Linked DNA regions of Mus musculus: region 2 is linked to region 1. Evidence: chromatin loops called from intact Hi-C (ENCODE). Cell type or tissue: left cerebral cortex. All regions are shown on one strand. Links, peaks and the distances in the headings refer to the core of each region. The heading gives the core; the rest is flanking DNA. Region 1 holds the start of Gm41153 (a long non-coding RNA gene). Region 2 holds the start of Mmp14 (matrix metallopeptidase 14 (membrane-inserted)).

Evidence for each region. Peaks named below come from ENCODE experiments on the same cell type or tissue, not always from the same donor. Only the 100,000 strongest peaks of a DNase experiment are listed, where the experiment ranks them.
Region 2: it touches region 1 in a loop (3-fold over the local background); 3 of 42 quality-filtered maps call a loop at or near these places.

What each region holds. Positions count from the first base shown.
Region 1 is chr14:54,487,773-54,503,653 of GRCm38, forward strand. It overlaps Gm41153 (a long non-coding RNA gene), which reads right to left and starts at 5,141. Exons shown (of 3, transcript XR_874629.1): 1 at 5,075-5,141; 2 at 4,803-4,962; 3 at 4,541-4,564. In left cerebral cortex, for the core only: a CTCF peak has its summit at 6,655 (motif pointing left); DNase peaks (open chromatin) are centred at 5,189 and 6,649.
Region 2 is chr14:54,427,895-54,442,484 of GRCm38, forward strand. Mrpl52 (mitochondrial ribosomal protein L52) reads left to right here. Exons shown (of 5, transcript NM_026851.2): 4 at 690-754; 5 at 1,688-1,856. The coding sequence ends at 1,834. It overlaps Mmp14 (matrix metallopeptidase 14 (membrane-inserted)), which reads left to right and starts at 3,704. Exons shown (of 10, transcript NM_008608.4): 1 at 3,704-4,079; 2 at 7,851-7,999; 3 at 8,244-8,366; 4 at 8,721-9,028; 5 at 9,707-9,868; 6 at 10,771-10,931; 7 at 11,117-11,255; 8 at 11,387-11,537; 9 at 12,011-12,126; 10 at 12,447-14,562. The coding sequence starts at 3,972. The coding sequence ends at 12,778. In left cerebral cortex, for the core only: a CTCF peak has its summit at 3,577 (motif pointing right); DNase peaks (open chromatin) are centred at 3,628 and 5,346; H3K4me3 peaks cover 2,265 bases; H3K27ac peaks cover 1,191 bases.

The DNA of each region.
Region 1 (15,881 bases), core at 3,641-11,640:
AGCTCTGGAGACTCAGGACAAATGCTTCGAGGGAAGAGAAAGGAAGATTGAAGCTAGAAGATTCAGACACACAACTCAGACCAAAATTTCTTCTTGTATCCAGCTCATCCAGCAAGTGCCTTCACCTGGTTGCTATGGAAACGTCAGTCTCTGGTGGATGGCAAGCAGCACTTTAGATGTATCATAGGCTACCATGGTAACACCAAAAAACAGAGATGTATTCTTTCTCCTCCAGGAGAAAGGAAAGGAGGAAGCTGCTCTGGAAACTAAGCTAGAAGAGAGTTTTTAGAAAGCCTGCCTCTGACTTTGAAGACAGAATTAATTCAATAGACATCTCCTGTGTGCATGGCAAAAGGCAGAATGAATAAGACTTGTATGGCTTCGCCAGACTAAAAGCATTGAAAAATAATTTGCAAAGAACTCTTAAGCACAGAATGTGCCAAGTACCCACACCTGTAATGCCAACACTCAGAGGCTGAGGCAGGACTCCTGCCGCATGATGGAGGCCAGCCTGGGCTACAGTAAGACCCTACCTCAAAAATCCAAAAGTATCCAGTGAGGCAACTCAGTGGGAGAAGTCTCTTGCCACCACACCTGGCAGAGTTTGATGCCCAGTATTGACATAGTGAAAAGAAAGAACTAACAACTCTCATAAATTGTCTTCTGACTTCCACACATGTGCCCCCTCAACCCACACCACACCACACCACACCACACCACACCACACCACACCACACCACACCACACCCAAACACAAACTGTTGGCTGCCAGCCTAGCTCCATATTCAGTTAGAGACAATATCTCTCTATAACAAGGCATGGGGTGATAGAATAGGACACTCAGTGTCACCCTCCAGTCTACATACACACACACAAACACACACACACACACACACACAAACACACACAAGAAAAAACACAGAAAAGGGCTCATGAGGGGAGCTGGAGGTGGTTAATAGTTCCTGAAGAAGGAAGAGACATGCCGGGCGTTGGTGGAGCACTTTAATTCCAGCACTTGGGAGGCAGAGGCAGGCAAATTTCTGAGTTCGAGGCCAACCTGGACTACAGAGTAAATTCCAGGACAGCCAGGGCTACACAGAGAAACCCTGTCTCGAAAAAAAAAAAAAAAAAAAAAAAAAAAAAGGAAGAGACAGACATTTAGACATTTTCCTTAGTGGTGTATAATGGTGAAGTAGCCATGCCTATGTAAATAACCCCTCGCCCACCCTCTCCTAAGCAACCCTCATTAAACAAACAAAACAACAAAACTCACTGCCAACAAAACACAAAATGAGACCCACCATTGGACAATACTAGGAAGGTATATTAACTCCATCTAGGAAAGTTATATTCTCAAAAGACTGGCTTTCTGACCGGCAGAGGACAGAAGGAAGAGGGATCAGAGCTGGGTAGTTTAGTGAGTATAGTGGTTTGAATAGGTTTGGTCCATAGACTCAAGTGTTTGAATTTGCTTGGACCAGGGAGTGGCACTATTAGGAGGTGTGGCCTTGTTGGAGTAGGTATGGCCTAGTTGGAGGGAGTGTGTCACTGTGGGGTGGGCTTTGAGACCTTCCTCCTAGCTGCCTGGAAGACAGTCTTATTCTAGTTGCCTTTGGAACAAGATGTAGAACTCTCAGCTCCTCCAGCACCATGCCTGTCTGGATGCTGCCATGTTTCCTGCCTTGATGATAATGGATGGAACCTCTGAACCTGTAAGCAGCCTTAATTAAATGTCCTTGCTTAAATGTTCACATTGCTGTGAAGAGACACCATGACCAAGATCTTCTATCTATCTATCTATCTATCTATCTATCTATCTATCTATCTATCTATCTATCTATAGAGAAAGAAAGAGAGACAGAGACAGACTGAGACTTACCCCATAATCTGTTGGCAAATTTGATTCCAATATAACTGATCTGACTTCAAGATCCTCTATTAATTCTCACCTGCCTATTAACACCACTGTGGGTGCCTTAGAGTTCCTGGGGAAGTGTCACCTTTATCTACATCTGCTATAGTGATGGTTTGAATAGGTGTGCACACACCCTCCCACACTGGACTCAAGTTATGAGTGCCTGGCCCATGGGGAGTGACACTTTTAGGAAATATAGCCTTATTGAAGTAGTTGTGGAATTACTGGAGGAATTGTCATTGTGAGAGTGGGCTTTGAGATCTCCTATGTTCAAGCTACACCCAGTGTGGCACATAGTCTCCTTCTGCTGCCTTCGGATCAAGATGTAGAAGTGTTGGCTCTTTCTCCAGCACCAAGTCTGCCTGCATGCTGCCATGCTTCATGCCATGATGATAATGGACTGAACTTCTGAAGCTGTAAGCCAGCCCCAATCAAATGTTTGCCTTTATAAGAGTTGCCATGGTCATGGTGTCTGTTCACAGCAATAAAAGACAGACATCAAACTCAGATCCTCAGGGTTGGTGGCAATGGCTTTTATATACTGAGCCAGCTCCCACATCTCCCCCAACCCTATGCAGTGGAGTTAATACAGGGCCTCACACATGATAAACTCTTTCCCACTGTCTTAGTTAGGGCTTCCATTGCTGTGAAGAGACACCATGACCAAGACTGATCGATCAATTGATCTATCTATCTATCTGTCTATCTATCTATCAATTAAGATAAGATAGATATCCCACTGGTGAAGGTTTTTATTAAACCCACAGAATATTTTTAAGTTAATCTCTTCAAATCTGTTTCCTTGTTTACAATGTAGAAAAGACAATTTACCTTACCCAATTGTGAAGATTAAATGAATAAACACCATGGTTAGAATTATTCCTTTTTGAATTTATGAAATTCCTAGGCAAATGGATGGACCTGGAGGGCATCATCCTGAGTGAGGTAACCCAATCACAAAGGAACTCACACAATATGTACTCACTGATAAGTGGATATTAGCCCAGAAACTTAGGATACCCAAGATATAAAATACAATTTGATAAACGCATGAAACTCAAGAAGAACGAAGACCAAAGTGTGGACACTTTGGCCCTTCTTAGAATTGGGAACAAAACACTCATGGAAGGAGTTACAGAGACAAAATTTGGAGCTGTGACGAAAGGATGGACCATCTAGTGATTGCCACATCTGGGGATCCATCCTATAATCAGCTTCCAAACGCTGACACCAATGCATACACTAGCAAGATTTTGCTGAAAGGACCCAAATATAGCTGTCTCTTGTGAGACTATGCCGGGGCCTAGCAAACACAGAAGTGGATGCTCACAGTCAGCTATTGGATGGATCACAGGGCCCCCAATGGAGGAGCTAGAGAAAGTACCCAAGGAGCTAAAGGGATCTGCTGCCCTATAGGTGGAACAACATTATGAACTAACCAGTACCCCGAAGCTCTTGACTCTAGCTGCATATGTATCAAAAGATGGCCTAGTCGGCCATCACTGGAAAGAGAGGCCCATTGGACTTGCAAACTTTATATGCCCCAGTACAGGGGAACGCCAGGGCCAAAAAGGGGGAGTGGGTGGATAGGGGAGTGGGGGGGTGGGTATGGGGGACTTTTGGGATAGCATTGGAAATGTAAATGAGGAAAATACCTAATAAAAATTTTAAAAAAAGAATTATTCCTTTTAGTAATGCAAGATAGTGCATACCTTTAATCCCAACACTTGGGAGGCAGAGGCAACTAGACCTCTGTAGTTTGAGGCTACCTTGGGCTTCAGTGAGTTCTAGGATAGCTAGGGATCCATAGGGAATCCTAGACTCAAAACAAACACAGCAAACTGCAAGCCAGATGTGGCAAACAACTGTAACCTCAGCCTTTGGGAAACTAGCGCATGCCAGTGGCCACAGATTTAAGGCCAGCCTGAGCTACACAGTCTATGCAAGCTAGGGCTACAGTGTGGGATCCTGTCTACACACACACACACACACACACACACACACACACACACACACACACACACACAGAAGAAACCTGGCCTGGTGAACCATCCTGTAATCCCAGAACTCAAGAGATGACTCAGCAATTAAGCTCACTTGCTGCTCTTGCAAAGGACCTAGGTTTGGTTCCCAACACCTGCATGGTGATTTACAATCATATTTAACCCCAGTCCCAGGGACTCAAATGCCCCCCTCCTTCTGACCTCTTCTGTCAGGCTCACTCATGGTCCACAGACAAACATGTAGGCAAATGCTCATACACATAAAATAAAAATAAAATAAAAATTACGTGAAAGACTGAAGCAGGGCTGGGTACTATGAGTTTGAGGCCAGCCAAGCTACATAACAAAACAATGTCTCAAACAAAAGAACATAGTTATTTAAAGATTTAGCACATGTGTGTGCAAGTGTGTGTGGTATGTGTGCGTGTTTGAATGTTACCTGTGTGGATACCATAGGAAACCAAAGAAGGGCATCAGATCCCTTGGAACTGGAGTTAGTAGCACTTGTAAGCTACAAAACATGGTGCTAGGTATCAAACTCCCCAGCTCAGGAACACAGCAAACCAAAGGAAGGTCTTGTCTTAGAAGAGACATAAGCATACAGTAGGAGACGTCTTTGATTAGGTTTTGCGGTCACCTTTCACTCCTAGAAAGAGAGAACATTAGCTGAAAAATTGAGTGGACCAGACTGGCCTCTAGTTACATGTCTGTGGAGCATTGTCTCAATTGCTAATTTATGTAGGAGCCCAGCCCACTGTAGGCGGGGTCATCCCTAGGCAAGTGGGCCTGGGCTGTCTAAGAAAGGAGGAAGCCCAGCCCACTGTAGGCGGGGTCATCCCTAGGCAAGTGGGCCTGGGCTGTCTAAGAAAGGAGGCTGAACAAACCTGGGGAAGCAATCCGGGAAGGAAGCGGTCCCTCCGTGGTTTCTGTTTCAAGTGCCCACCTTGGATCCCCTCAATGGTGGAGGACATCACTGATGAAATCAAGCCGTTCCTCCCCAACTTGTTTTTGCCTAGTGTTTAGTCAAAACGACAGGAAGCCAACCTACAACAGAGCCCAAGTCAAGCGAGAAGCCTATTTAGAACCGAGGGTTAGTTGGATAATGCTAGCTGTTCCAGGAAAGGATCTGGGTCAGAGTCTCACTGAATCCTCCTACCTGTACTCAGGTGGGAGAACTGGAGGGAGGTTTCTTCTATCTTAGCCCGGACAGGGACTCTTCATTGCCAGCTTCTCTCTACTCTAACCGCCCCCTACGGAGGGATGAGTAACAGCGCTGAGTCACACACAGTGGCACCAGCTGTTATGTACTAGACATTGCCACCTTATATGGGGTAAAAGTACCGCAAAAGTTGTCTTAGATGTTTCCTTACACCCGTGTTGTCTTTCTCTCCAGTGAAGTAAGAACAGAGTAAGAGGCCGGGCAGTGGTGGCGCACGCCTTTAATCCCAGACTTGGGGGCCAGAGGCAGGCAGATCTCTGAGTTTAAGGCCAGCCTGGTTTATGGAGTGAGTTCTAGGATAGCCAGGGCTTCTCAGACAAACCCCTGTGTTGAAAACAAACAAACCAAAAAAAAAAAAAAAAAAAAAAAAAAAACAAACAAACAAGAAGAATAGAGTAAAAAAAGACTGATGTAGAAGACCCAGTGTTCAGAAAGGGGATGGTTGGGGAAAGTCGGGGGTGGGACTATTGAGGAAATCAAACAGAAATAGGGGCCCATCTGAAAAGGGAAGGGAAACTGTCTGTGAGTATAACAGTTAAGAAGAGTCTAAGCCAACTGTGAGGTCCGGTTCGCAGCCTCAGAATGACTAACAAAAAATAGTCCCCGCACCACTCAAGATACATTAGCAGCCAAATCGATAACTATAGGGGACTGGGCCATAGCCAGCAGCTCCTACCTAAAAATAGAATATCATTCTTTTGTTCCCTTCCCATAGGCCCAAAGAATAAAGTAAGATAGGCTTGAGGGATGGAAGGGCTGGGGCAGGGAGAGCTCTGGACACGAGTTAGGACCTAGCCAAGTCCTAGTCCAGTGGCTGCCTGTGTCGCCAGCCAACCTCTAGTACTTTAGTGTAGAAAGTAAATCTGGAGGCTAACATCCCACAAAACCATCACCCCACCTAGAAGGCTGAGAGCTGACAAATTAAAACCTAAGGGCAATTATCCATATTTTTAGCATGATAAAGTCTTAGCATTCTGTTGCCATAGTGATCAGTAAAGAATGGAGGATCTCCACAGAACCCTGCCCCTGAATTCAGGTCCTCTCCTTTAGGTTGGCTCCTAGGCCTGGAGCCACACTCTGGCATAGCATAACCCCTGCTGTGCCAAGCAAGCAGAGGACGGTGCCCCTCAACAGACCTACTCTTGGAATACTTGACTCTCTGGAATTCACTGGTCTTAAATCTGTTATCCCAGGTAAAACTATATAAAGCAAGGGGTAAGAGCTGGTTAGTAAACAGTTGTAGGGGGCTGGAAAGATAACTAAGAGATTAAAGGTACTGCTCACCCAGAGGGACACACACACACACACACACACCTTTTTTAAAAGAGAAAAGGTTGTAGACATCAAGTATGAAGAGCCCTGTGGTACAATGCCCATGCCATTTTTGGATACTGAACTGGGATTCCCATAATCCCATAGGTCAGAGGCAGAGCCTAAAGGCAGACTGGGTGTAAACTCAGAGGCCTCTCTGGACCACAGAACGCCAGATGGCAGTGCTGTCACAGCGCCATCTGGTGGAAAGAGGAGGTTTGTCCTTAGGCACTGAGGAAGTCAAAGTGGCCAGAAGGTTCAGAGATAGCTAAGATAATGGAGGGAGTCAGGTGATTGAGAATGTAACCCAGATACCTATGGGAACCCTCACGTTGGTGTGAGACACTTGCCCACTTTACTCCTGAAGGCTAAGCACAACAAAGAGGATGAAATGCATATTACCAAATTTCAGACCCCTATACCATCAAGGTTTGGGCTCAGAAGTCAACAGCAGATAGCTGCCCCAACTAAGGCCACACACTGGTAGACAACAACCATCTCAACAGGAACTTGCCTTTTGTAGAAGTTTATGTCTGTGTCTTAGTCAGAGTTTCTATTCCTGCACAGACATCATGACCAAGAAGCAAGTTGGGGAGGAAAGGGTTTATTCAGCTTACACTTCCACATTGCTGTTCATCACCAAAGGAAGTCAGGACTGGAACTCAAGCAGGTCAGGAAGCAGGAGCTGATGCAGAGGCCATGGAGGGATGTTACTTACTGGCTTATTTCCCCTGGCTTGCTCAGCCTGCTCTCTTATAGAACCTAGGACTACCAGCCCAGAGATGGCACCACCCACAAGGGGCCTTTCCCCCTTGATCACTAATTGAGAAAATTCCCTACAGCTGGATCTCATGGAGGCATTTCCTCAACTGAAGGTTCTTTCTCTGTGATAATTCCATCTGTGTCAAGTTGACACAAAACTAGCCAGTACAGTATGTATGTATGTATGCATGCATGTATGTATACATATGTATATATATGCATATAATGTGTGTATGTATGTATGCAGATAACCAGTATAAAATCCATTGAGAAGAGCTCACAGAAAGGAGCAGTTTTAACTGTGAGGATCACACAGGGGACGCACACAGCAAGTAATGGAGAGCAGTCCTACTCTGTCCTCTGACTCAAGGTCAAACAGAGAGCTGGTGGAGAAGCACAAGTACTCATAGGAAGGGTGATGGCATCCCACCTTCCACCAAGCTCTGGAAAGTTCCCTAAGGCATCCCAAATGCCTGACAGAAGAGACAGTTCCCACACCTCCTAGCAAGAAGCTGAGCCTACATCATGTTTCTCAATACGTCTATGGTGTTTGTCCGGCAGAGAAAGCTTGGATGCACCCGCATGTTCCAGTGTCCTTTGTATTTGGATGCCCTACAGGTTCTTCTTGGGAACTTATAGGATAAAGGTTAATTTCTTACACTATTGCTCATGGTTTTACCAATGGGGGAAGAATGGAGAACTCACTAGAGTGTTGGAGAAGGGCAATGACGACTTTGAAGATGCACAGATACACGTAGAGGGACAAACGTGTCCAGTGTCGGTATGGATCTCATGCTCCTTTCATGGACACTTCGTTTAGCAGAGTCCGTTCCCAGAGGGTCACAGCAGAAGCTCTTCTTGGTGACTAAAAATGGTCCCATGGGACTGGGAGAGATGGCTCAGCAACTAAAACCACAGACTTCTCCAAAGAACCTGGGTTCAATTTTCAGCACCACATGGCAGCTTACAACCATGTGTAACTCCAGTCCCCAGAGATCCAAGGCCCCTCTATGGCCTCTGTGGGTACTGCACACACATAGCATACAGACATGTATACAGGCAAATGCCTATATGCATAAAATTAAAATAAACCTAGACACTAAATACATAAAAGTGGCCCCAGTTCTTCAGAGTTCCATCCTTGCCTCGAGAATAGCACAAGAATGGAAGAAAAGGCAGAAAACACTAAGAAAAGGCCCTGGTGAAACCCTATGGGACCTTAGAAGGTAGCATACTGTGCTCATTTTACCTGTGTACCAACACTAGTCTGTCCCCATTGTCTCCCTATCATGCTTTTCAAATGTGTCTATCTGAGTGTGTGCCAGCTGTGTGTGGTACCCACAGAGATCAGAAAAGGGCATTGAATTCTTAGAGCCAGAGTTACAGGCAGTTGTGAGCCACCTAACATGGGTACTGGGAACTGAACTCGGGTCTTCTGGAAGAGACTCAAGCTCTCTTAACCACTGAACCATCTCTTGAGCCCCGAAATACACCAATTCTATAAAGCTAGAGCAGAGAGGGTATGGTAGTGGCCACCTTTAACCCCAGCATTTAGGAGGCAGAGGCAGGCAGAGATCTGTGAATTCAAGACCAGACTAGTCTATATAGTATGCAGGCCAGCCAAAGCTACTTAGAGAGATCTTGTCTCAGAATGGAGGAAGGGCTGGAGAGACGACTCAGAGGATAAGAGCACCCACTTCCCTGTTCTGGTTGTGTCTCCAGGGGCCTCAATTGTCTCCCCATCCTCTTGGGGTTCTCACGGGCCCTCTTACCCTGGTGCTAGTGGTGCTGGTCATCTCTAGGGACTGCCCTTCATAAGCTCTGGACTTGCCCGATCATCTGAAGAAGAGTGCCAAGGATGTTTCGCAAGGTGCAAGGTACCTACGCCACGTATCGCTGAGCAGAGCACAGAGGGAGCCATCTGTACGCTTGGCTATCCAGCCAGCTCGTGAGGATCTGGATCTCTCAACTAAGTGACTCACAGAAGCAAGAAAACAGCCCCAGCGGACAGAGATCGGCACAGGAGCTCCGGATGCTAGCCATCACTGCCGGTATCTATCCCACTGACCGTCCTTCCCAGGAGAGGGGAAGCTGGCATTAGGTCTGCGGTAAAGTGACTTTCTATTGTTACCAGGTTACTGATGATAGCAGATTACCACCACTACACTGTGTGTCCAGTTCCCATTCCCCTCCCATTCTAAAAGCACGGCCCTTCGGTGTGTAAGTGCCAGGCAGATTTCAATTTTCTATTACTATACAATAATTAAACAAAAAAAAAACCCGTAAACATCCATTGTTATAGAATAATTAAACAAAAAACTTACATTTCTATCAATATAGAATACAATAATTAAATAAAAACTTTAAATTTCTATTAAAATTTTTTTATCAATACACAATAATTAAGCAAAACATTCAAAAACCCTAGATGATAACAACCATAAAACATCAAGTGATCAGAACTTCCCACCCCAACTTAAGGGATTGGGACAATGGTCTTCTTATATATATTTGTTTTCTGATGCATTGGGGTGAAGTATTCCTGTTTTGGGGCCCCATGGGAAAAATGGTTAGTCTGAGAGAAGCTAGCTGTAGCATTTATTGCTCAGTCTCTGGGTTTATCCAGTTTCTATATTGTCTGTTGTTTGGGCCCTAAGGGGGGTGGGGAATGGTTAGTCTGAAAAAAGCTAGCTGTTGTATTCATTGCCCAGTCTCTGTATTTATCCAGGCTCTCTGCATTTATTGTCTATCCAGTCTATGTATTGTCCATCTCTTTGTGATCGACCACTTGGGCTAGCCCTTTTGAAGTTGACTTGCATGCATTTTTTTTAAAGAAGTCAGTAATTAAGATAGTCTATGAATTATTTGGGCTATTTGCTTTGTGAAGACATTCATGTCTCAAGTGATAGGTTTTGCTTGGTCGGATCTAATCTTTGTAAGTTTCGTTGGGATCCATATTTTTTTCATCCCCTGTAGCTACATAAGCATAACCACATCTTAAAACTATTGCAGGTTTCCATTTTAATGTCAACAAAGAAGAGCAGAAGGGAGTGTTGGATCTGATAAAACAGAAGTTACAGAAAGTTGTGAGCAGCAGCCAATGCTTTTAACAGCTGAGCCATCCCTCCTCAAGGCACACGTTTTCCATAAAAAGGAAAAACATACAAGACTAAAGAAAAGCATTTAATTGGGGCTGGCTTACAGTTTCAGGGGGTTAGTCCATTATCATCATGGTGGAGAGCGTAGCCACAGGCAGACAAGTATGGCACTGGAGTAATAACCGAGAGCTCGTATCTGATCCCCAAGATTCAGGATTAGAACAAGAAACTGGGTCTGTCCTGGGCTTCTGAAACCTCAAGCCCCCTCACCCCAAATGACCACCTCCTTCAACAAGGCTCCACCTTCTAATCCTCAAACAGCTGCATTCCCCAGGGACTAAGCATGTGGAGGTCAGTCCCATTCAGACCACCACAACACTAAATGATCCATCAATATAAAATTCTAGAGGATAGGCAGAAAACAGATGGGTGATTGCCAACATATGACAAGTATTGAAAAGCTGGAAGAAAGGGGCTTTGAAAGGCCATAAGGAAACCTCTAAAGAAATGTTTTCATGGGTGTTTATATATATTAAAATCTATCAAATTGTAGACTTTGACCAGCCTTGGTGGAGCACACCAGCAGGTGGATCTCTATGAATCTGAAGTAAGCCTAGTCTACACAGCAAGCATTGGGCTGACCAGTGCTACAGAGTGAGACCCTGTCCTTAAATAAATAAATAGAATCAAAAATAGATAAGAGACTTTAATATAGACAGTTCTAATGGATGTCAATTACATATAGCACAATGACATGGGGGGGACAGGTAAGGGCGGGGGGTAGGCATGGGGATGGGCATGGTTTGGTGGGCATGCCTATAATCCAGGTCCAGGCACTAAGGAGGCTGAGGCAGGGAGATAGAGGGTTTGAGACCAGCCCAAGCTACATACTAAGGCCTATACTCCAAAAAGAAAAAAAGTAAGACTGGTCTTGGGGACTGGAGAGATGGCTCAGTGGTTAAAAGCACTGACTGCTCTTCTAAAGGTCCTGAGTTCAAATCCCAGCAACCACATGATGGCTCACAACCATCTGTAATGAGATCTGATGCCCTCTTCTGGGGTGTCTGAAGACAGCTACAGTGTACTTACATATAATAAATGAATACATCTTTAAAAAAAAAAAAAGACTGGTCTTGTGGTGTGAGCATGTGATCCCAGCATTGAGAGGTAGAGGCAGGAGGGACCAGGAGTTCACAGTCACCTTCAGTCGCATAGAGAATTCAACACTAGCCTGGACTACAGTGAGATCCTGTCTCAAAAAAATAGGTAAACAGGGTTGATAAGGTGGTCCATCCAGTGACTGTGCTCAACGATCAAGCCTGACAACCTGAGTTTGATCTCTGGGACCCACAGAGGAAAGAAAGCTGTCCTCCTCTGACTGCAGGTGCATAGTGGCAGATGTGCCCACACACACACACACACACACACACACACACGAATAGGACTTTGCTTTTGTTTTAGCCCCAGGTGTGTGATATGGGCTGTATGTGAAATCTGCAGCAGCTGACTAAGATTTGCCTTGTGCTCTAGCAGAAATGTGGTTTTAGCAGCTGCAAATAGTTTGGAATTCTGGGGACTTTTCAGAGTGTATATAAATGCTAGGGCCCCAAGAGGCCCCAGGGTGGTTTGTTGTTTGTTTGTTGGATATTTGTTGGGTGACGGTTGGTTACTGTTGGTCGCAGTTTGTTAAGTAGTTGATTACAAAGAAGAAACAACGTCCGAAGTGATGTGTCTTCAGGTTAAGGGAGAAGGCTCTGGAGTCAGCTGACCTTGGCCTGCAGCAGTTTATCCTTCTAGATGTCATTTCCTTCACTTGTAGAAAGAAAACATACTTCCTGTGTCACAGAGAGTAATGGTTTGTATATGCTGGGTTCAGGGAGTAGCACTATTAGAAGGTGTGGACCTGTTAGAGTAGGTATGGCCTTGTTGAAGTATTTGTGTCACTGTGGGTGTGGGCTTTAAGACCCTCATCCTAGGGGCTGTTGAGACAGTTCGGCAGTTAAGAGCACTGACTGCTCTTCTGAAGGTCCTGAGCTCAAATCCCAGCAACCACATGGTGACTTACAACCATCCATAATGAGATCTGATGCTGTCTGAAGACAGCTACAGTGTACTTACACATATAACAATAAATAAATCTTTTTTAAAAACCAAACAAACAAACAAACAAAAAAACCACCTTCATCCTAACTGCCTTGAAGTCTGTCATCTCCTAGCAGCCTTCAGATGAAGTTGTAGAACTCTCAGCTCCTCCTCCACCATGCCTGCCTGGATGCTGCCATGCTCCCACCTTGATGATAATGGACTGAACCTCTGAACCTGTAAGCCAGCCCCAATTAAATGGATGGTGTCTGTTCACAGCAGTAAAACCCTAACTAAGACACAGAGTTCTTGTGAATAAGTAATAATTTTCATAGAACGACATATAAAACATAAATGAAGTATTTATTCTAGCTAGCCCATATAAAAGACAGAATCCTGGTATTTATTTACAAGCTGTAAGCCTAGATTAGGCAGTCTCTGCTATTCTTACCTATATCCAAATCATATCCCCCTTGTTACTTGCTGTTTGAGTCTCACCTGGACTCACTCAATTCTCAGGTCCTGTCTTTCTCTCTCTACTGCCCAATCACTCTTTTATTAACCAATAGCTTTACATTGGTTTTCACAACAATGGTCGGTGTACATGAGAATGCACTCATCTAGACAACAACCAGATCTTGGGATTCAAACTTTAGCATTTTTTTTTAAAGATTTATTTATTTATTATATGTAAGTACACTGTAGCTGTCTTCAGACATTCCAGAAGAGGGAGTCAGATCTCATTACAGATGGTTGTGAGCCACCATATGGTTGCTGGGATTTGAACTCTGGACCTTCGGAAGAGCAGTCGGGTGCTCTTACCCACTGAGCCATCTCACCAGCCCCCAAACTTTAGCATTTTTATACACAGCAATAGACCAACTCCCAACACAAAAAAAATATAGCTTAGAGATCATATGGTACCTCACATCTGAGATTTCAGCATGCTGGAGGATGAGGAAGGAACATATCTAGGAGTTGGAGCCACTCTGTGCCAGGTGGTAGTGGCACACCCTTTAATCTCAGCACTGGGGAGGCAGAGGAGACAGAGGCAGGTGGATCTCTGAGTTTGAGACCATCCTGGTCTACAGAGCCTGTTCCAGGACAGCAAGAGCTACACAGATAAACCCTGCCCCCTCCAAAAAAAAACCCTAAAACTTACATTAAAAAAAAAAAGATTGACTGATTGATTTTATGTATGTGTGTACAGATGTTGTGCCTGCATGTGTGTTAAAGGGGCCTATTCATTCCATTTTGTCTCCACTCAGAAACTAGGTCATAAGCCTTTGCTCCAGCAGCAGACCCCAAATTCCGGAAAAAAGAGAATAAAATACCTCACTCAAGGAACAGCCTAAAGGCACGGGAATGAGAAATATCTTATCTCAGGATTGGCCATCTGTGCTAGGCAGCCCATCCTGTGGTTAATTAATCATGACACAGGAATTCAGCCCATGTGGGGCATCCCAGCACCCATCATTGAGGTTTTAAATTACCTGACTTTTAGCAATGTAATAATAAAATGCTAAGTTACTTTGCTTCTGCAGCAGATCTACCTGTCTGAGTTGTTCAGAGGCTGGAAGCAGTTCCTGGTTTAGCTCCTCATAGTAACAGCACAGAGGGGTGGGATGAGGTAAAGTAGCCTTTGTTCTATCTCTGCAGTAACTGGGCTGATGGAAGCTGAAATGAAGCTGAAATTTCAGGAAGAAAAAGGGGAGGGCTTGTCTCTGCTCTTTGCTCTCAGCACTTGTACCTCTCTCAGAGTATGTGATCACAAGGTAAAAAATTCACTACAAGTTTGCACATAAATTCAGGTCATACATTGAAATTGAGGTTTACAACAGAGAATGTTTACATGCATATCCACTAAGAGTAATTATCTGGCTAAACATTCATCATTTGTTACTAGCTCTACAGATTCATGGAGACCATAACTAAGCTATCCTTGACGTTTTGTATAGATAAACCCAGTTAAGATTTTTGTCTTCTAAACTTGCACCTATAGTAAATACTTAGTTCCCTTTTCATGACCTTTGGTTGATGGCTTTGGAATGTGCTGTAGGTTTTAGATGCCTGTTTGCTGTCTCAGAAGCAGTTAACACATGACACTTGAAGACTGGCAGAGTTCTCATTGTAGTTTAGCCATCAGAAAAGATTTAATAGCAGTCCTATTATAAAAGGGGCTCGAGTGTCTTTGTCTGGGTCGTCATTTTGAAGTGGTGAAGACACCTGCATGCTGGTTGTTTCTGCAGAATAAATGCTCTTTGTTCTTGCATACTATTTGAGTCTGGGTTCTTCCTTCAGCAATTCTCAAACACTAACAATATCTGTGCACCAAGTATGTTGTGCCCTCTGAGTGGTGTTGGGAATTAAACCCAAGTCCTCTGGAATAACAGCTAGTAGGTTTTTTGTTGTTGTTGTTTGTTGGCTGGTTGGTTGGTTTTTTTGTTTTGTTTTGTTTTTTGGGTTTTTGTTTTGTTTTGTTTTAAGACAGGGTCTCTCTACTTCTGGCTCCTGAGTACTGAGATTAAGGAGGCAGGCCACTAGTTCAACCACCACTGCTCCAACCCAATTAAAAAAAAAATTCAAGGACCTCCTCAATTATAGAGAGAGTTCAAGGTCATAAGATCCTGTCCAAAAAAACCAAAACCAAACAAACAAAAATCAACAAAACAAAACAAAACTTAGGAGTGATAGTGAGGCTGCTCAGTGGGTAAGAGGGTTTGCTTTGCAAGCATGGGGACCTATGTTCAAATCTCCAGCACCTGCTACACTCTCCTGTGGCTCTCACTGGGGGAATGTAGACAGGCAGATCCTGAGAACCCAATGGCCAGCCCACAAGCCTAGCTGAAACAGTGAACTTCTATTTTAACAAGAGACCCTGTCGTAAAGCAATAAGGTGGGGAGCAGTAAAAACCTGCTTGGAAATCTTGCTTGGTGCATATACCACACAGGTCATAAAAAACAAAACAAATTTATCTTTCTCTCTAAATAAAATACTTATGACTTCAAGAATTGCTCACCTTTAGCCAGGCATGGTGACTCCTACCTATAATCCTAGCACTCTGGAGGCTGAAGCAAGACTGTCAAAGAGTTTGAAGACAGCTCAGGCTACAGCCTTAATCTTAACCCATGCACACGGCTTTTGATTAAAGGAGCTAAAAGCTGGGACTAGATAAAAGCTGGGACTAGAGATGTGGCTCAGTTGGCAGAGTGTTTGCCCAACAGGCAAACAGGAAGCCTTAGGTTCTATCCCCGTCACTAAGGAAAATCAGACACCATGTCCCATGAAGTTGAACAGTCAATAGGTAAAAGCAGGAGAATCATAAGTTCAAGTCATGGCCAGCTACATAGCAAGTTCAAAGCTAGCTTGGGCTACAAGACTCTGTCTGAAAACAAAGGAGCTGGGGTGTATTTCAGTGTGCTTATAGAATACATAAGGATCTGGAAGCAACTCTCCCAACCAAAAAAGAAATCTTTCATTGAAGTTGATA
Region 2 (14,590 bases), core at 1-8,000, 64 kb before region 1:
TTGTAACTCCAGTTCCAGGGGATCCAATGTCATCTTTTCACTTCCACCTTTACCAGGCACCCACATGGTGCACAGACATACATACAAACACAACACCCAAGCACATAAAAATAAAACTTTAAAAAAAGCAAAATTAAAAGAGAGTAGTGACGCATGCCTGCAATCGGCACTCACGAGGCAGAAGCACTGAGAGCTAGGGGATAGCCTTGGCTACATAGTGAAACCTTGCCTCAAAAATCAAGAGTGAGGGAGAAAAAAAACCCTATATTTCATTATACAATGAGATGAAGTTTAGCAAAGAGACACATTGAGTGAAGGGTTTCTGAAGAGAAAAGTGAGTTCAGCTTGGCAGACGGCCCTAGGTCCATGCTAATGACAGGGTTAAATGATAGGAAGAGCGTGCCTATGAAGTCATTTCGTGATTCTGTTGGACCTCACCTCTGAGGCTAGGTGAGTTTTAGTTGTGGTTGTGAACTGGGATCCTCCTCAGTATTGTTTTTGATGAGCAGAACTGGGCCCTGAACCTACAGCCTCACGCACGCCAGCATCCACCCAACCAACCATAGTCAGGGTGACCTGGAAAAGTGGAGCTAGGGGCTTACTCTTCTCCAATCCCTATCACACCAGTGTTTGGACAGGATCCCCAGACCACATTTAACACTATGCCTTTTGTTTACTTTTGTCTGTAGATGGCCGCCCTGCACCCCCAATGAAAGGCCAACTTCGAAGAAAAGCTCAAAGGGAGAAGCTTGCAGTGAGTAGCTGGGACTCTGCCAAAGGCTGTGTTTATGACTGGAGGAGGAAAATTTAAATCATCATTTATCTTCATTTTCTTTAAGATTGATTTTTACTTTATATACATGTGTTTTGCCTGTATCAATGTATGTTCATCATATGTGTTCGTGGTACCTGTAGTGGTCAGAGGAGGGTGTCAGATCCTCTGGAACTGGAATTACAGATGGTTGTGAGCTCTGGGGTGGCTACTGGGAGTTGAACCCTTGTCCCTTGCAAGAGCAGAGAGCCATCTCTACAGCCCCATAAATTAGAATCTGTTTTAAGTTGTGTTGTACTTGAGCTACTGTTTGGCAGTGCATGGGATAAAATCCAGGGCTTCCTGCCTGCTAGGCAGGCACACCAGCAGCAGCCATTTCTCCAGTCCTTACACCCAACTAACTTATCTTTTTAAAGATTTATTTATTTTTATTTATATGAGTACAATGTAGCTGTCTTCAGACACACACCAGAAGAGGGCATCAGACCCCATTACAGATGGTTGTGAGCCACCGTGTGGTTGCTGGGATTTGAACTCAGGACCTCTGGAAGAGCAATCAGTGCTCTTAACCTCTGAGCCATCTCTCCAGTCCCTTTTCTTTCTTTCGATGAGGCATGTAGACCAGGCCAGCCTCAAACTCACAAGAGATGGGCCTGCCTTCACCTCCCAAGTACTAGGATCAAAGGATGTATCCCCCTACCTGGCCAAGCTGATGTTTTACTACGACTGAGAAGGGAAGACTGGAGCGGGGCACTCTGCAGAAACCAACAGCTGACCTTCCTCAGCTTCACACCGTCAGCGTGATGCATCAGTATCCAGCTGAACACTTGGCTTTGGGGGGGGAGGGGGAGACCTGCTCAGTGGTACATATGCCTGAGCCCCAGATGTCACCTACTCTCTTCCTGTCTGTTTCAGAGACGAGTTGTACTGCTGACACAGGAAATGGATGCTGGAATACAGGCATGGAAGCTCAGGCAGCAGAAATTGCAGGAAGAAAGGAAGAAGGAACATGATCTCAAACCTAAAGGGACTTTACTGAGAAGCCCACTTCCGAATCAATAAAAAGCAGCTCCTGCCCCACTTTCCCAGACTCTCTCTGGCTTTCTTTTCTATAGTCTGAATGCTTTATCAAGTCATTTTCCCCACCACTTGTATTGATAGCAAAAGACCTTAAAATCACTGCCTGCCAGGCTTGGCCCAGTGCCCTTAGTCCTCCCCATTCCAGTTCAGCCAGATCTTGCTCTGGGATCATTTTGCCCCTAGTGCTGAAGAACGTGCCCAGAGCCTTAACAAAAGCTAAGCACACCACCACCTATCACTTGGCCTGCTTGGGATTTTTAATCAACCACAAGCAACTGCTTTGTGAGAGAAGAAAGGGGCAGCAGCAGTTTCCCTGGTTCACCCTCATACTCTTGTCACTAAGAGACCATGCACAGCTCAGATGCATACAGTTGGCATTTAATGTTTTCTTGAAAAGGTCTTTCCACCTGAGGATCTTTTTCCTTTTTAAGACATGGTCTCACGGTAGCACTGGCTGTCCTGAAACTGGCCAGGTAGACCAAGTTGTCTGGCAATCACAAAGATCCTCCCACCTCTGTCTGGATTTAAAGCCATGTGCCACCATACCTGTTAGAAGTCCCTTTCTTAACAAGCAGCTAGTATCTGGGTACATGGTCCAGGAGACACTCACACTGTAAGGCAGATATAGGAAGGATTAAACTCGGGGTCTTCTGCTGAAGGAGTAATAATCAGACTTAAGTTCCAGAGGTTAAAGAGGGTCCTTGCTTCCCCACCCCCACACACAAGGTCGCTGCCCATGACCTAGCAACCATTCATTGTATTGATCGTGAGCCTCCCTTGGATTCTGGAGGCAAGGACCTTTGTTCCCGTTCCAGTGCTCCGTGTTTGGCTCCCATCATCCACCACAAAGCTGGCAGCTGTGGATCTCTGCAGCTTCCTACCTGGCTTTATTCCTGCCCCCTTCCCTTACCGCTTCCCTTGCTTGCTTTCCTTCCCTCTCCCCACTGCCTTCCTCTCGCTGACCAAATGCAATTCTTGGATCTTACATTTCGCTGATGGTCGAGTTTTCTGTCTCCCACACTTTTCCTGCCTCTGTCCCACTGCTGGTGTGTTTCCATATCTAGTTGTCAACCTCTTATCTGTCTCCCTCTCGGAGAGCCAGCGCAGCCTGGCCTCCCTCTCCCCTGTCTGCCTCTCCTTTTGTTCTCCCTGCCCAGCCATCACGGAAGCTGCGCGCTCGAAGGAACTGTCTCCACTGTAAAGACTAAAGGAAACTCCAAAACCCTACCTCCCATTCCTTCCTCTTCCAACAAATTTCACCACTTCTATCCATCGGGCTTCCCCCGATCCTGTGACCTTGAAGCCCTTTCCTACCCAGGCAGTTCACACTTAATAGAACAGCCAGATTGTAAAAGCCATTAATAAAGGGGTCGGTCCCCCAATTCAAAGTAATTGCGGTGGCTGTTGGGCATGTGGCTTTTGTTACAGTCTTAACTTTGGGGCAAGAGGAGGAGAAGGAGGCTGTCCACAGGTCTCAGCATACAACCCTCTTGTTAGTAAATGTCCCTTCTCCCAACCTTCCTCACTCGCAAGTTAGACTTCATGTCTCCACCATTCCTAGCCATCGGGCTTCCCAATACTTAAACACTCTCAAGTGAGACATGCTGAATACTACGGGAATCAGGCCACCCAAAAAATGCTTAGGAAGAGAAAGTCTTCCGCATCCCGTCCCCTGGGACACCCAGGCTCCTAGTTAGTTGCCGGCTGCGGCCTCAACCCCTGCAGATGGCAGCCTGCACCACAGAAAAGACAAACTTTTTTTTCCCCTTCTCTCCTGCTGTAATTGGATTCGAGCTGAAACACCACGTCCCCACCGAAAAAGGAGGGCATTGGGGCGGGGGCGGAGGAGAGGCTGTGGGAGAAGGGAGGGACCAAAGGAGAGCAGAGAGGGCTTCCAACTCAGTTCGCCGACTAAGCAGAAGAAAGATCAAAAAACGGAAAAGAGAAGAGCAAACAGACATTTCCAGGAGCAATTCCCTCACCTCCAAGCCGACCGCGCTCTAGGAATCCACATTCCGTTCCTTTAGAAGACAAAGGCGCCCCAAGAGAGGCGGCGCGACCCCAGGGCGTGGGCCCCGCCGCGGAGCCCGCACCGCCCGGCGCCCCGACGCCGGGGACCATGTCTCCCGCCCCTCGACCCTCCCGCAGCCTCCTGCTCCCCCTGCTCACGCTTGGCACGGCGCTCGCCTCCCTCGGCTGGGCCCAAGGCAGCAACTTCAGCCCCGAAGTAAGTGAGCTCCTCCGGCCCTTCCCGGAGTTTCGCCCGCCGGGTAGGCGAGCCCGGGGGTCTCCAAGGGGACAGCCCCCGCTGAGAGATGGGCTCTGGGGGGGCTCTGCTGCGCCAGCCTTTCTTTTTCTCCCCTCATCTGCAAACTTGCAAGTTGATCCAACTTTTGCCTGCCTCCAACAACCCCCCTTCCGCCGCCACCGACTCTTTCCCATTCCTCCCTTCCCTGGAAGAACTCTGCAGCGGGGCCCGGGCCTCGCTTTTCCAAGCTCTGCGCGCACTGTGGCACAAGGCGGGAGCCTCAGAGACACTGGACTCCGCGCCGTCCGGGCCGGTGTCACACGCGAGTTGTTCCTTCAGTTTGGCAGCGCTCAGGTGCCCGAGGCCCTGCACGGACGCATCCGTACCAAGTGGGGGCGTCGGGGGCGCCCAAGCTGTACCCGCCTCCCCTGGACCGCCCTCGGTGCGGGCCGCTGGCCCGGGCGTCGAGGATCGCGGCGGGCCGAACTTCCGCGCACACAAAGCTCTTCTTGTGAGCAGCGGGGCTCAGCCTGGCCACCTCCTCCCTCGTCCTCCACACCCCTACCGGCGCCTTGGGGGGCCTTTTTGTTGTTGATAATTATTTTTCTGCATTGATCGCGGGGAGACTAGGGGGAGTCGCTCGCTCGGTGAGTTAGTTGAGGGTTGGCCTGGGTCTCCCCTGAGTGTCCCAACTGACTCTGGCGCCCCCACCCCCATCCCTAACTCTTCCGTGACCATAGCCCACCCCGGTCCTGAAGGAAGCGGCATGGGAGTAGTCCGAGGAAGTTTTCCCTCCCTCTCTTATTTTGGGGTGAAGGTGGGAGACGGATTTAATCAGCTTCTTATTTTGGGCCATCCCAACCCACTCAGCCTGGTGAGGACCTGGGTGTGGTAGGGAAGGGCTGGGAAGGGCCCAAATGAAGGATACGGTCTGGATTTGACTCCCTCTTCTCTGGGCCCAGGCCGGGGCGCACCCTCAGAATGAACCTCTCCTGGGCACATGCTGCCTGTATCACTGAAGAGACCTGGAGCTGAAAGGCCAAGTGTAGCCCTAGGAGTCGGGCCACAGTTGTGCATGGAAACTGGAAAGAGTAAAATCCTCCCTGAGACTGGAAACCAAACCCAATTGTCAGAGAGAGGAGGCAGGCTCCTTTCCCAGGCCTAAAGCTACCATCTTAGCCCCAGAGAGTGCCTAACAAAAGGAGCCTCTGGAAAACTGCCCACTGCCAACGTCTTTTTTTCCCTCCCCAGCCTCCAGTAGGTGCCCTAGGGGAGGCGCGGCAGCCCTGGCTCTGCTCTAAGTGGGTCATGGTCCTCCCAGAGCCAGAACCACCATTTGCTTCTGGCACACAGTAGGGTGGGAAGTAGGGCGGGACCGATCCAGAGGCCAGGATCCAAGACTTGATGTTGAGCTGGAGAGCCCCCACCCTCTCAGCCTCCGAAAGTGGGAGATGTTCCTTGACTTTCTCATAGGGAATACCCTGCGGTTATTGATCAAGACAATGCCAGCCAACCGGGTCCTGCCACCCACCAGAGTTGCTCTGTCTTCCGGCCAAGCTGAAGGGAGAGGGGTTCTGAGGCAGCTAGATCCCTTTCACCGAGCCTCCACAGCTCCAGGACAGCCCTCTCCTCCCAGTTGGTGTGTCTGGTGCTTGTCCCTTCCCCCACTCAGCCGCAGACACCAGAGTCCTCTCCTGTGGTTCCAGTTTCATAGTCTGTGGTTTTGCCTGGCTCAGAGATGGAGAAAGAAACTTGCCCAGTCCGGGAGAGGAAGAAAATGATGGGGACAGTTTCTTTCCTGGCTTTGTGATACTCTTCCGGGGAGTCCTTTTCCTGACAAAGCATCCATTTTGCTCCACGGGGTACTGGGGCCGGGTTTATGAGTGTGCTTATTTAGACTTGCCTGCATCTCGAAAGGCTCATAGGACAGGGATTTATCCGGAACTCCTGTCTCTCCCGCCAGCCTCCCTTCTCCGGAATATTCTAAGAGCGGTTCCTCATCTGCTGAGGGTTGTGGACCTGGTTTCACTCCTGAGTTTCAGCTTGGGTGGGGGGAAGCCGGCCACTCCCACTCTCCCCTATCCCCAAGCCCGAAGCAGCTGATAGCCCAGCCGGGGTCAGAGCCTACAGGTGAGGCTGGGAGCAAAGGGAGTTTCCTGCATACTTGGCACAGGCCACAGCACAGGTCAGGGCAAGCCTTCAGATCGGTGGGAACAACTCTGGAGTTACACACCCCGCTAGGCCTCTCTGACACACAAGAGGTTAAAATCCTGTACCCCGGAGGAGGGCTCAGAGATACAGGTGATGCTAGGCTTGTTTGGCCAACCTCATTGGCTGGGGAAAGGCTGGGTTGTTTACAACTCGAGCCCTAACTCTTGTCAGCATAAGGGAATCACTTCCTGGAACTGTGTTGCAATTCCTGCCCTTTTGGGCTCAGGTCCTAAGTCAGCTGCTCCTGAATCACCCCCAGACCCCACACAAGAGCGCTGCTCCACCACGGGTGCCTAAGTCTGAAGGAGAAGAGCATCATATGGATCCATAGATCCATCCTAATGATCATGGGCAGGCAGGCGATGAGGGCTCCAAGGCAGCTTTTACCATTTCCCTTCCGAATGCTCATTCTAGACAGTGTGAAATCCCTTGTGGACTCCTTAAGAAGGGTAAAACTGAAATAGGACCAGAGCTATCAGGATCGTGTCTCCCAACAAGAATCCAGGCATCCTCATTGTCTATACATAACATGGCTTGCTTGGCTCTCCAAGCCTAGATTCCTAAGTCATAGAGTATTTACTTAGGATTATGGTTGATTCGCTACCACCCTAAAGAGCACAGCTTCCCTATCATCATCATCATTACCCCTGACTCATTTTCTGCCCTCCTTAAAAATATTTCTGCTGTGAGGGTCCTAGAAGTGTGGTACTTTCCGTCCCGGAAACTCCTTCACCCTGTTCAGGCTCCCTCACCCCCACTGTACCATTCTGCCTACCATGGGCATAACCTGTTTTCAAATGGAACATGCCGGGGTTGGGAATTTAGCTCAGTGGCAGAGTGCTTGCCTAACAAGCCCAAGGCCCTGGGTTCGGTCCTCAGCTCTGGGGGGGGGGGGGGGGGAAGACATGGGACATGCCATATTTTCAAAAGCTGACACAGAAAAGAAAAGTGCTAGAGAGAATGCCAGCTCTAAGGAGGCATTTTAAGGTGTGGCAAAATGCTCACTTTGCAAGAATGAGGGCCTGGATTTGACCCCTAGCGTGTGTGTGTGTGTGTGTGTGTATAAAAGAGGTGGTGGTGACACACTTGTAATGTCAGTGCTAGAGAGGCAGAGGCAGAACAAGCCCTGAGGCTTGCTGGCCATCCAGCCTGGCCTAATAGGTGAGTCATAGCTCCCAAGGAATGCACCAGAGATTGACCTCTGGCCTCCACATACATGTACAGACAATCTAAAAGTATGCTAAAAACTCCTCTCAACTTTCTGATGCTCTTATGTCCAAGAGCACCATAGCTCAGTCGGGAGCAATGGTTTCCCAGCCTTCCATCTGTCTGCACCCTGTCACCCCTGAGAACAAGCCATCCCGGGGTCTAGGCTAAGCTCAAGTCAACAGTTAGCCTGAGAGTTCCTGCCTGAGTCAGACTAAGAGGCCGTCATAGTCACTGACTGACGTCAAGGACATCTGGCAGACATCGTGGAGAGGCAGGTGGGTCCCCTGGACCAAGCCGGAAGTTCTCTAAGCCACACCATTCTCCCTACAGGCCTGGCTGCAGCAGTATGGCTACCTACCTCCAGGGGACCTGCGTACCCACACACAACGCTCACCCCAGTCACTCTCAGCTGCCATTGCCGCCATGCAAAAGTTCTATGGTTTACAAGTGACAGGCAAGGCTGATTTGGCAACCATGATGTAAGTTCCTGGCCTCCACTGACCGTGCTGAATACCAAACATGCTTCCACTTGTACTTGCCTCAGTGTCCTCTCCCGTCCACCTCAGGACCTGACCTTCCCCTACACTGGCACACACAAAGCCTCACCCATCACTGACCTGGGACCAGAGGCCAAGACCCTGGGTCAACTACAGCACTACACTCTGTCCCTTTGAAGATGGTTTTGTTTTATATACTACACTGACCCCGTTGTTTCCACCCCAGGGCCATGAGGCGCCCTCGCTGTGGTGTTCCGGATAAGTTTGGGACTGAGATCAAGGCCAATGTTCGGAGGAAGCGCTATGCCATTCAGGGCCTCAAGTGGCAGCATAATGAGATCACTTTCTGGTGAGTCCCCCAGCCTAGAGATGTTTTTCACATGCAGCATCCCTCCCCGTTAGTTGTATTGAGTCAAAGGTGGCCTGGGCTACTGTCCATTCCTAGAGAGTGGCTCTAATTCCTAGGAAAATAGCTCTAATCTTGCAGAGAAGTACAGCCATTTTGAAGAGCATACACTCTCGTGGCAACACCCCAAGCCTGAAGATCCCCTAAGCCTTTTGTCCCCTGGGCTGAGATACTTATATGCAATAGCAGGGAACCAGGTCTGGCAAGGTGGGCAGGCACTTCTGTCAGAGCTAGGAGAGGGAACTTTGCCTCCTTTATCCTAATGTTTCCCTTCTCTACCCTCACGTCTGGATGTAGCATTCAGAATTACACCCCTAAGGTGGGCGAGTATGCCACATTCGAGGCCATTCGGAAGGCCTTCCGAGTATGGGAGAGTGCCACGCCACTGCGCTTCCGAGAAGTGCCCTATGCCTACATCCGGGAGGGACATGAGAAGCAGGCTGACATCATGATCTTGTTTGCTGAGGGTTTCCACGGCGACAGTACACCCTTTGATGGTGAAGGAGGGTTCCTGGCTCATGCCTACTTCCCAGGCCCCAATATTGGAGGGGATACCCACTTTGATTCTGCCGAGCCCTGGACTGTCCAAAATGAGGATCTAAATGGTGAGTAAGGGAACCCCGGGTTCTACCCTGTGCAGTCACTTGTATCTAGAGGGTTCTTCTTCCAGAGTCTAAGCTAGCAGGGTGTAGTGGCCAGCCTGCTCTACGTAGTAAATTCTAGGCCAGCCTGGGCTACAGAGTGAGACCCTGTCTCATAAATCAATAAAATTAAAAAAAAAAATCTAAGTGTTGAGGCAGGAGGATTGTGAGTTTGAGGCCTGCCTAGATTGTATAACAAGACTCTATCTCAAAACAAAAGAACAAGCAACAGCTAAGTTATTAGCTGTAGAACCTAGTGAGAGCGTGCAGGAGTCTTATTTTAAGCTGTTTGTTTCTGTATATTTGGTCTGCCATTACAGCTTGACTGACTTACCAATCACAGACTGGCAAGGGCTCTCGCTTCTCGCCCACTTTTCCAGGCAAACATGGTGCCTAGCTTCTGGGAGAAACTGAGTTCTACAGTGTAGGTTTTCTTGGGATTGGGATCTGGACCCAGGTACCCCACTTCCCCCAGAGGAGGGTAGTGACTGCCTTGGGCTTCCTGAACCAAATAGGAAGCTGACCCTCAGGACTTTATCCCTTGAGGTGGAAAACACGACCAGCAAGCTTCTCTGTGAAACTGGAGTCTCTGGTAGAGAGGCAGGGAGCTTAACCAAGTTTTCACCATCTCCATCCCTCCAGGGAATGACATCTTCTTGGTGGCTGTGCATGAGTTGGGGCATGCCCTAGGCCTGGAACATTCCAATGATCCCTCCGCCATCATGGCCCCCTTTTACCAGTGGATGGACACAGAGAACTTCGTGTTGCCTGATGACGATCGCCGTGGCATCCAGCAACTTTATGGCGAGTTACCCATCCCCATTCCTGCTCCTCCATCTCTATACTTGTCCTCTCTTGGCCTCTTGTCTGCATTTTCCCTCCATCATGTGTGAAGTCTCTACACACACACACACACACACACACACACACACACACACACACACACACACCACTTTTCATTGCCTCTATTAGCTACCACTTTTTTTTTTTTTTTTTTTTTTTCCGAGACAGGGTTTCTCTGTGTAATCCTGGCTGTCCTGGAACTCACCAGGCTGGCCTCGAACTCAGAAATCCGCCTGCCTCTGCCTCCCGAGTGCTGGGATTAAAGGCATGCGCCACCACGCCCGGTTTAGCTACCACTTTTTAAAAGCACTTTTTGTTTTACATATTTAAGTGTATTGTCTCTATGTATGTATATGCATCATGTGTACCTGTGGAGTCCCAAAGAGGACACTGGATCTCTTGGCACTGCCATGTGAGTGCTGGGGACCAAACTTGGGTCCTCTTTAGGATCTGCAGGTGCTCCTAATCACGGAGTCTTATCTCCAGCCCCTCAGCTCCCACTTTTTAAGCACACCTGTTGGACACACCCACGCCGACTACTTCATCCTTCTCTAAAGCCTGTTTACACTGACTTTTTTTTTTAAAATATTTGTTCTTATTAGGGTGTGTCTGTGTGTCCACAGAGACCAGAGGCATCTGACTTCCTAGAACTCGGGTTATAGATGGTTGTGAGCCACTGGTTGTCGGCTCTGGGAACCAAACTCCCACCCTCTGCAAGAGCGGTAGATGCTTTAACCACTGAGCCATCTCTGCGGCACTGCCACCCTCGTCACACCTTCCAGGGGTGTTGTCTGCTTATCTGTCTGTCCTTCCGCCCTCTTTGCTCCAAAGTCTAAAGCACCCCCTATTGTTCTCTTCCTCAGGAAGCAAGTCAGGGTCACCCACAAAGATGCCCCCTCAACCCAGAACTACCTCTCGGCCCTCTGTCCCAGATAAGCCCAAAAACCCCGCCTATGGGCCCAACATCTGTGACGGGAACTTTGACACCGTGGCCATGCTCCGAGGAGAGATGTTTGTCTTCAAGGTGAGAGGAAGAGAAGTGGGATTGTTGGAGGGGACAGAAGGACTCACAGTGAGGAAAATGGATGGAAATAATAATGGACTGAAAACTAAAGCCATAGAACCAAGGGCAGCGGGGGAGCTTTGGGGACTGAGGAAGACGAAGGTATAAGGCATAATGTGTTCTCCCTCATCTTTACTGGTTTCTAGGAGCGATGGTTCTGGCGGGTGAGGAATAACCAAGTGATGGATGGATACCCAATGCCCATTGGCCAATTCTGGAGGGGCCTGCCTGCATCCATCAATACTGCCTACGAGAGGAAGGATGGCAAATTTGTCTTCTTCAAAGGTAACCAGGCATTTCCTAGTCCTAGGAACTTGGTTGGAAGGGTCTTCCCGGATGACTGGTTCCACTTCACTCCCGAAGACCTCACCCACCGTCAGGATGGACCCAGATTCTTCCCTTCTCTCGTATCCCAGGAGATAAGCACTGGGTGTTTGACGAAGCCTCCCTGGAACCCGGGTACCCCAAGCACATTAAGGAGCTGGGCCGAGGGCTGCCCACGGACAAGATCGATGCAGCTCTCTTCTGGATGCCCAATGGGAAGACCTACTTCTTCCGGGGCAATAAGTAAGACTTCAGCTCCTTAACCCTAAGCCTCTCCACTCAGAAACTACTGCCACTGCCACCCCAAATAGCCCGATCCCTAAATTCTGAAGAAAGCCTCACCCCGACAAGGTTGTTGCCCTGGAAAAGGAACTTGCTAATCCTTTACTGTTGCCTAGCAACAGACAGTTTTTCTTAGTGCTGCGAGAGTGGGATGTGACCCGGTCACCATTTCAAACCTGGTCATTTGATGCCTCCTGCACCTAGTACTGGGCCTCCACCCGGCCACCAAGCACTATCATTAAGGGGCTGCTAGTGGCTCCTTACAGCCTGGACCTTCCCTTCCACCTCCTCCTTCCGCCTCTTTCCACTGCAGGCCCTCATTACTCAAAATCCCTGTCCCCAACCATGACCCTAGCTACCCTTTGTCCTGGGTCTGCTCACCTCTGGGGGCACGCCCAGTATCCAACCACTCCCCTTTCCTTCCCCTCCCCCAGGTACTACCGGTTCAATGAAGAATTCAGGGCAGTGGACAGCGAGTACCCTAAAAACATCAAAGTCTGGGAAGGAATCCCTGAATCTCCCAGGGGGTCATTCATGGGCAGTGATGAAGGTGAGTGAAGCAAAGGAAACTATAGAGAAGGGCAAGCTTGGGGAGCCAAGGAAAAGCAGAAAGGCAGGTCTTGTGGAAAGCATTGATGGTGTAGCAGTGGGGGCTGGGGGCTTGCCAGGAAAGAGCCAAGTGTTTTCATGTGTAGTACCCTCAGTCTTTCCACTCTGCCAAGCTGGTACTGGGCTGAGTGGTAAGCTTAGCTGGCCTCACACTAACTGTGCTTTCTTCTCTCTTCGGGGGCCTTTATGGACTCTGTCCCCCGACCTCTTCACCCCGTCTTGGTTCTTGTCCTCTTCATCCGTCTTCTTGGGGCCCTTCAGTCTTCACATACTTCTACAAGGGAAACAAATACTGGAAGTTCAACAACCAGAAGCTGAAGGTAGAGCCAGGGTATCCCAAGTCAGCTCTGCGGGACTGGATGGGCTGCCCTTCGGGGGGCCGGCCCGATGAGGGGACTGAGGAGGAGACGGAGGTGATCATCATTGAGGTGGATGAGGAGGGCAGTGGAGCTGTGAGTGCGGCCGCCGTGGTCCTGCCGGTACTACTGCTGCTCCTGGTACTGGCAGTGGGCCTCGCTGTCTTCTTCTTCAGACGCCATGGGACGCCCAAGCGACTGCTTTACTGCCAGCGTTCGCTGCTGGACAAGGTCTGACCCCCACCACTGGCCCACCCGCTTCTACCACAAGGACTTTGCCTCTGAAGGCCAGTGGCTACAGGTGGTAGCAGGTGGGCTGCTCTCACCCGTCCTGGGCTCCCTCCCTCCAGCCTCCCTTCTCAGTCCCTAATTGGCCTCTCCCACCCTCACCCCAGCATTGCTTCATCCATAAGTGGGTCCCTTGAGGGCTGAGCAGAAGACGGTTGGCCTCTGGCCCTCAAGGGAATCTCACAGCTCGGTGTGTGTTCAGCCCTAGTTGAATGTTGTCAAGGCTCTGCACTTGAAGGCAAGACCCTCTGACCTTATAGGCAACGGCCAAATGGGGCCATCTGCTTCTTTTCCATCCCCCTAACTACATACCTTAAATCTCTGAACTCTGACCTCAGGAGGCTCTGGGCATATGAGCCCTATATGTACCAAGTGTACCTAGTTGGCTGCCTCCCGCCACTCTGACTAAAAGGAATCTTAAGAGTGTACGTTTGGAGGTGGAAAGATTGTTCAGTTTACCCTAAAGACTTTGATAAGAAAGAGAAAGAAAGAAAGAAAGAAAGAAAGAAAGAAAGAAAGAAAGAAAGAAAGAAAGAAAGAAAGAAAGAAAGAAAGAAAGAAAGAAAGAAAGAAAGAAAGAAAGAAAAGCTCACAGAGAGTCTGGTGGCTTGGACAGCCAAGTTCCTCTCCACAAAGATCTGCCTCTATCCAACCCAGTCTGGAGAACTTCCAAAGGAGCCTGAGCCATTAAGGACTAAATGGGTTTGAGGAAACCCTTGGCAAACCCGACCCCTGACCCCTGAATGTTAGCCTTGAATGTCAAGTTCAAGGCTGGAAGAGCTGAAACCAGGGGGAAAGGTCCCGGGTGGAGTGAGGTCAAGGGGAGACAGCAGGACCTGAAGGATGAGCCTCACAGCTCAAAGCAGACAAAGACCTTGTTCAAATGCAAGTCACTGGGGCTGGGACCCAAAGAGAGCAGTCAGAGAGGGCAGGACACGAAGGGTAGTGGTGGCAGTGTATGCCTGGGAGTCTGCACAGACTGCAGTGCACACACGGGACACTAGTCCCCAGGAGTGGGCACATCTTATTGGATGTCTCAGAAAGGGCCTTAAGGGAAGCCACACTGGCCACTTTCTGTCCCCTTGCTCACAGTGTAGAAGGCAAGGGTAGGAATTGATACAGGAGTGAGAAGAACATGCATACAGGGACTCAATGGAGACCAGAGAAGGCTGTCAGCAGCCTGGGCTTGCTTAGACTTCCTCACTGCCCTAGTGAGGCAGGTGTCTGGGTGCTGTTGGTTAGGGTGGCCTCCCTTTCCTGATGCAGGCACCCCTCAGCCCATTTTACCTATGTCCTGCCCTTCCTCTTCCCCGCCCAGTTGACCCATTTGAAGTCTCCTTCAGCCACTGAAGGCGGTCATGGTACTGGGGACTTGGGAGAGTGAGACCCTGTGGAGGGAGAGGCGAGGAGAGGAGAGAAATGTCTGGGTGGGGGTTGGGGATAGGGGTGAACGGTGCTGGAAGCCCAGCTAAATTTCTGTCTTGTTTGGGTTTTTTTTTTGTTTTGTTTAATGTATATTTTTATTATAATTATTATATATGAATGCCATTCAAATCGTTCCTTTTTGTTAACAAGGGGCATGGGGAGGGGTGGGGGGTGGAGGGGGGCTGAGGCGACTGACCCCAGAAACCTGCAGGGCGGGGCTGGGTCAGTGCTCTCTAAGGACATTTTTTGACCTTGTTCAACCTTTCCAAGAAGAATAAACTGTGTTTCACATTCTTTGTGTGACTCGAGCTGGGTGTAGGGGTGGATACGATGCGA